Linked DNA regions of Mus musculus: region 2 is linked to region 1. Evidence: chromatin loops called from intact Hi-C (ENCODE). Cell type or tissue: heart. All regions are shown on one strand. Links, peaks and the distances in the headings refer to the core of each region. The heading gives the core; the rest is flanking DNA.

The links. Hi-C counts contacts between places; a loop is a spot of excess contacts. Peaks named below come from ENCODE experiments on the same cell type or tissue, not always from the same donor. Only the 100,000 strongest peaks of a DNase experiment are listed, where the experiment ranks them.
Region 2: it touches region 1 in a loop (8-fold over the local background); 11 of 42 quality-filtered maps call a loop at or near these places.

Annotation. Positions count from the first base shown.
Region 1 is chr17:46,781,866-46,784,762 of GRCm38, forward strand. It overlaps Rpl7l1 (ribosomal protein L7-like 1), which reads right to left and starts at 791. Exons shown (of 7, transcript NM_025433.3): 1 at 754-791; 2 at 1-26. The coding sequence starts at 767. In heart, for the core only: a CTCF peak has its summit at 1,327 (motif pointing right); DNase peaks (open chromatin) are centred at 796 and 1,316; H3K4me3 peaks cover 1,502 bases; H3K27ac peaks cover 1,613 bases.
Region 2 is chr17:46,856,068-46,858,964 of GRCm38, forward strand. It overlaps a transcript of Bicral not described here. Among named protein-coding and RNA genes, the nearest start is that of Bicral, 26 kb to the left of the region's middle. In heart, for the core only: no CTCF peak of the experiment used is centred there; DNase peaks (open chromatin) are centred at 754, 1,714, 1,864 and 2,384; H3K4me3 peaks cover 2,500 bases; H3K27ac peaks cover 2,500 bases.

The DNA.
Region 1 (2,897 bases), core at 84-2,583:
GAACCAAAGGAATTTTTTTTCTTTCCCTGATAAAGGAACAAATTTGACATTAATGAAAATTGCCAAACCAACATTTGGTGGCTTTCCAAACCAATTCGAGATCCTGGTCTTCCCGGGACCTAAAGTTTCTGATGAGTCTTCGCCGTGCTCCTGTAATGCTCACTCGTCCCGAGAGCCTTTAAAAATCAGGAAAAACCTTTGCTCTCTGGGTTCGTTTTGGTCCGTGGAGCTTTAACAACTGTAGGCTATGACCTGTCACTAGCGGCAAGGAAATTCTAGTAAAATCCAGAAAGGGGCTATCACAGATCCATCAAGAAGAGTAATGATTAAGTCGAGCTAGGATGAGGTGGGGGGGGGGGGCACATGAAAGCAGGAGGGGGAATTGGGGGGAAAGAGCTTGGTGGAAGACGCAGGGGAATAAGAGATGATGGGGAGGTGATACGATCAAAATACACTGTACGTGTGTACCAAACTGTGAAAGACATGACAGCCAAGCTGAGCGAACTCAACTCTGGCGCTACGCAGCCACTCGCCCCTCCGAACCTCAGTTCCTCTTCTCGCTGCTTCCAAAGTCGTCCCGATCCCTGGTCGCGGAGCCCTACAGCATCTCAGCCCCCACCTTGACTTCATACTATGGAGCCTTTTTCTTTTCTCTCCACAGCCCACAGCTTCCTTTTGTATCACCAGAGTACAAACAGAAAGGATGGCATCGGATCCTCAAAGCCCCATAGAGAGATCCGAAGACACACTCACCCTTCCTCCGCCATCTTTCCGGTGCTTCAGCTACTGCGCTTGCGCAGCCTCACCGGGCGGGGTAGAGAGGCCCGCCTCGACGTCTCTTGTATCATAGAGACGGACTCTCGCTCCCGCAGGAGGACTCAGGCAGCCTGAGATTCCTTAGCGAATGTGAGCGTCTGGGAAAAGGTCTTGCTAGCCAGGATTCCGGCAAAAAACCCTCCAGTTTTCTTCCCATCCCTTCTAAGGTCTCTAGAGTCTGACACCCGTCTGGATCCAACCCTTTTCAGTTAGGCTGTAGGGTCTCGAACTCGGCCGCTTGTGAACAATTTAAAGGCTTTCCACAATGCATCTGCAGCTTCCGCTACGGCACGGGCTCTACAGAAGTTGGCCGCCTTGCTTAGGTGAGGTTTTTATTCCCGGAGACTTGAAGGACCGACGTGGCACTCACATTTGGTGGGCGGTTATTTGTGGAGGATTTGCGGAAATAAAAATGTGTCACCTACTCTGTGAGCCTTTGAATTCCTCACCTTTCTGCATCTCGGCTTCCTCATCCGTACAATGAATATCTACGGGTTCCCAGTGGCCGCCAGGGGGCTCCTTAAGATTTACAAAGCCTTAGCACAAGTTGGGTAAACAGTGGAGCCAGAAACTAGAAATGCTCCATTTCCATCTCAGAGCCTTCACTTGTTTAAGTTTCTCAGAATTTACTCCCATTGCCACATACTAGCACAGTGCTGTTTTATGCTAGCACAGTGCTGTTTTATGCTCTAGCCTAGGACAACGCCACTATATAACACTAGAAAGGGTCGCCACCCACAGCCTTTATCCTACACCTTTGGCTTATGGGCAGGAGACTTTTCTTATTTTCTGTGTCTCTTCTGCACCTCACTACACCACTTCACTACAGTGGGACTCTGCAAGGAATTGTTGAGTACCCAAGGACTGATACATGATGTTGGAACACACTAAAAAACTAGTCCACTCAACACGCTAATGTCATTACCAGATGAATGTCAAAGGAGATTAAGGGCACGACCTCTTCCGGCCTCCTGCACCAGGCATACCAGGTATTCTAAACTATTCCATGGATTGCGCTAGAACCATGCTTGTTTTTAAGTTTCCTCAAAAATCTCTGTCCGGGGCTGGTGAGATGGCTCAGTGGGTAAAAGCACCCGACTGTTCTTCCGAAGGTCCAGAGTTCAAATCCCAGCAACCACATGGTGGCTCACAACCATCTGTAACAAGATCTGACGCCCTCTTCTGGAGTGTCTGAAGACAGCTACAGTGTACTTACATATAATAATAATAATAATAATAATAATAATAATAATAATAATAATAATAATAAAATATATATATATGTCCCATATTGGGTGAGCCACTTGTCTATGTGACAGAGAAAGAAGAGCAAAATAAAAAATAAAAACAATAGTCCTAGTGGGGACTGTCGCTGCTCATCTCATAATATTTGCTTGTTTTTAAAGATTTATTTATTTATTTATTTATTTTACTTATATGAAAACGCTGTAGCTGTCTTCAGACACACCAGAAGAGGGCCTCAGATCTCTTTACAGATGGTTATGAGCTACCATGTGGTTGGTAGGAATTGAACTCAGGACCTCTGGAAGAGCAGTCAGTGCTCTTAACTGCTGAGCCATCTCACCAGTCCTCATTTTTTTGGTTTTTGGAGACAGGGTTTCTCTGTGTAGCCTTCGCTATCCTGGAACTCACTCTGCACACAGTCTGGCCTCAAACTCAAAGGTCCTCCAACCTCTGCCTCCTGAACACTGAGATTAAAGGTGTTAACCACCACTGCCTGGCTCACCTCTTATTCTTTTGATTTTAATTTAATGCTCTAAAATTTTTGTTAAAGTATAAATGTCATCTTAAAAGTTGGAAGAGCCGGGCGTGGTGGCGCACGCCTTTAATTCCAGCACTTGGGAGGCAGAGGCAGGCGGATTTCTGAGGTCGAGGCCAGCCTGGTCTACAGAGTGAGTTCCAGGACAGCCAGGGCTATACAGAGAAACCCTGTGTCGAAAAACCAAAAAAAAAAAAAAAAAGTTGAAAGATTAGCCGGGCGCGGTGGCGTACGCCTTTAATCCCAGCTCTCGGGAGGCAGAGGCAGGCGGATTTCTGAGTTCGAGGCCAGCCTGGTCTAC
Region 2 (2,897 bases), core at 184-2,683, 74 kb after region 1:
GGATTTCCGAGTTCGAGGCCAGCCTGGTCTTCAAAATGAGTTCCAGGACAGCCAGAGCAATACAGAGAAACCCTGCCTGGACTGGACTCCCCCCATCCCCCCCCCCCAAAAAAAACCAGACAAAATGAAAAAGTACACTCTGAAGCTTAACTGAGTTTCTTCGATCAGAGATTTAATTAAGATAGTCTATGAAGTCCATTGAAGGCCCAAACTAGAAGTCACTTGCAACCGTCTCGTCCCTGCATTCTGGGGACCAGATCCAGGTCTGTTTGACAAAACAACCAACTAACTACAACCGGTTTAAATGAATTACAGTTGGGCCGGGCACGTTCCGGGAAGGCAGAACGACCCTGTCCTTAGCGTTGTCAGCTGGGGCTCTAACCCCCAAGAATCAGGAAAACCAAGCAAGGGGGTCCCCAAAGTCTTGCCCTCGGCCGAGCCTGAAAGACTATGCCGTCCATCCCGAGATCAAAGAGGAAAACACGGGGGGGATGAGCGGAGGCAGGGAGGGACGCCATCAACCAAGGAACCCGACCACATCCCACTATTTTCGGCCCGAGACAAGCGACCGAAAGCAAACCGTCACCACCTCAGCCCCTTCAAGCCCCAACGCGGCGAGCCAGCCTTTTGGGTCTGGGGGTCTCCGCGGCCTCGGCTCCATCCTCGGGAGCCGGCGGCCCGCTCCTGGCTCCCGGACTCCGGGAGCCGCCCGGGCCGCGAGGGAAGATGGCGGCCGCCGAGCAACTGCGCCACCAGCCCTGGCTACAGGCCAGGCCGAGCGCCATCTTAGCGTCCTCCGGCCCGCCGCCCCCACCCCCAGAAGCCGCTTTCGGGGTGACTTGGGAAGCCCTCTGGGCCGGGATAAAAAAAGCAAAAAAACAAACAAAAAAAAAAAACCCTAAAAAACAAAACCAAAAAAAAAAAATCAAAATTAAAAAAAAAATCAAGACACAATAAAAGGATCACCAAGGCACAAAAAGCGCTCCCCGCCAGCCACCGCCCTCCGTCCCGCCGCCTGGCAGGGGCCTTGCGGGTGGCCTCCGCACCGGCGAGCCGAGCCTGCAGCGGGGACGCTCGCTCGTCCCCGGCCTGGGCCGCGGATCCTCGGCAAGGCCTCGCGTCTGGCCCGGCAACGGCTACGACAGGCCCGGCCTGCTCCGCGGCCCAGGCCGGGGATGAGGCCTAGGGAGCCGGCGGGCCTCGCGGTGCCCAGGCCCCAGCCGCGGCCTCTCCCCGGACGCGCGGGTGCGGCGGCGGGCAAGAGGAAACCGCCGGGGTGAAAACGTTAAGCGAGTACCCGGGCCTTCCCTCCCGTCTCCTCCGCCGACGCGGGCTCCATTTTCCCCCCTTCCGAGAAGCACGGAAAGGCGGACTCCCCACCCGGGAGCCTCGGAGGCAGCGAGCGGTAGAGAAGGGACCGAGGGGTCTGTGCGGATCGAGCGGCGAGGGGAGGAGATTTGGAGAAGCTGAGTTTTCTCGCCCGGCCGCCGTCACTCCAGGCCCTCCCTCGCCCCCTGCTCGCCGCCCCGCCGCGCCGCCGTCCTCCCCTCGCCGAGCCCCGCTCCCTCCTCCGCGGCTCCCCGGGCGGCTCCGGGGGGCGGAATACACACACACACTCGGCGCGCACACACACATACACACACACACTCGGCGCACACAACTAATTTGAAAGCGGCTCAATCAATGAGTCATTAAAAGGCTCCCCTCCCCTCCATCCCCTCCCCAGCGCCAGCCGCCACGCTGCCACCTCCCCTCCTTTTTTATCCCACCCCCCCTTCCCGGGCTCTCCCACTCCCCGCTCCAGAAATTTGCATCCGCGGATGGAGGAGGGGGGGGGAGGAAGAAGAAGAAGGAAGGGGGGGAAAATAGGCAGGCGCCAGGCCCCCCACGCGGCCGCGGCGCCCCCCGGCCCCGGCCCGCCCGCGCCCCCGCCCGAGACACTGAACTTGGTCTTCCCAGGGCCCTGGCGGCGCCGGGAGAGGCATCCACACTCGATTCCCCTTTTCTCCGTGTCCATTAAACATCCACCCACCACCACCATCACCCACCCACAAACCCACCCCCCCCCCAAAAAAAAAAAAAAAAAAAACACAGCCTTAGCCAATAGCTCTCTGGGCTGAAACCTAATATCCTGGTTTTGGCAACTCGGTGTTTAATTTGCTCCTCTTTCTTTTCTGTCTGGCTGGAGATCTATCTCCAGCTCTCCTCCTCTCCTCTCCTCTCCCCCCACCCCCTTCTCCTTCCCTCGCTTCTCCCCTCCCCGAAGGAAAAAAGAGGCAGAGGAAGGAGGTTGTGTGTGTGTGTGTTTTTTTTCTCTCTCCTTGAAATTTTTATCACAAAATTATAATACACTCAAAGGGAAACTCACCGTCATGAAAAAGCAGTGCCTTGTCAACGGGGTTTCTGCGCCATCGCACCAGGGGCGGCGGCGGCGGCGGCGGCGGGCGCGGGGCGCGGGGCGCGGGCGCGGGAGCTCCAGGCCGAGCGGCGCCGGCCACACGCGCTCCGCTCTCTCTCTCGCTCACCCCCGCGCCGGGCGGCGGGCGCCCGCTCCCCGCGCCCGCCCGGCCTTCATGCTCTGCGCCCGGGCAAACGGCTCGCCTGCTCGTCTACCTCAAACTTCGGTCTTGCCTAGTTTAAAAAAAAAAAAAAAAAGATTAGGATTTTTTTAATTAAAAATTAAAAAAAATTTTTTTTCAAAAGAAAACCAAGCTCATAGACTGTTGATTTCTGTTTCTTTTGAGAGAAAAAAAATGTGTGTGTGTTGGGGGAAACTTTGAAATGTATTGGGGTCGATTCAAGAAACAGGTTTGTATCCCGCCTCCCCCTCCCCCCACCCCCATCTACAAGATGTGTGCTGATTCTCCTTAGGGGCCCTGTACACACACACACACACA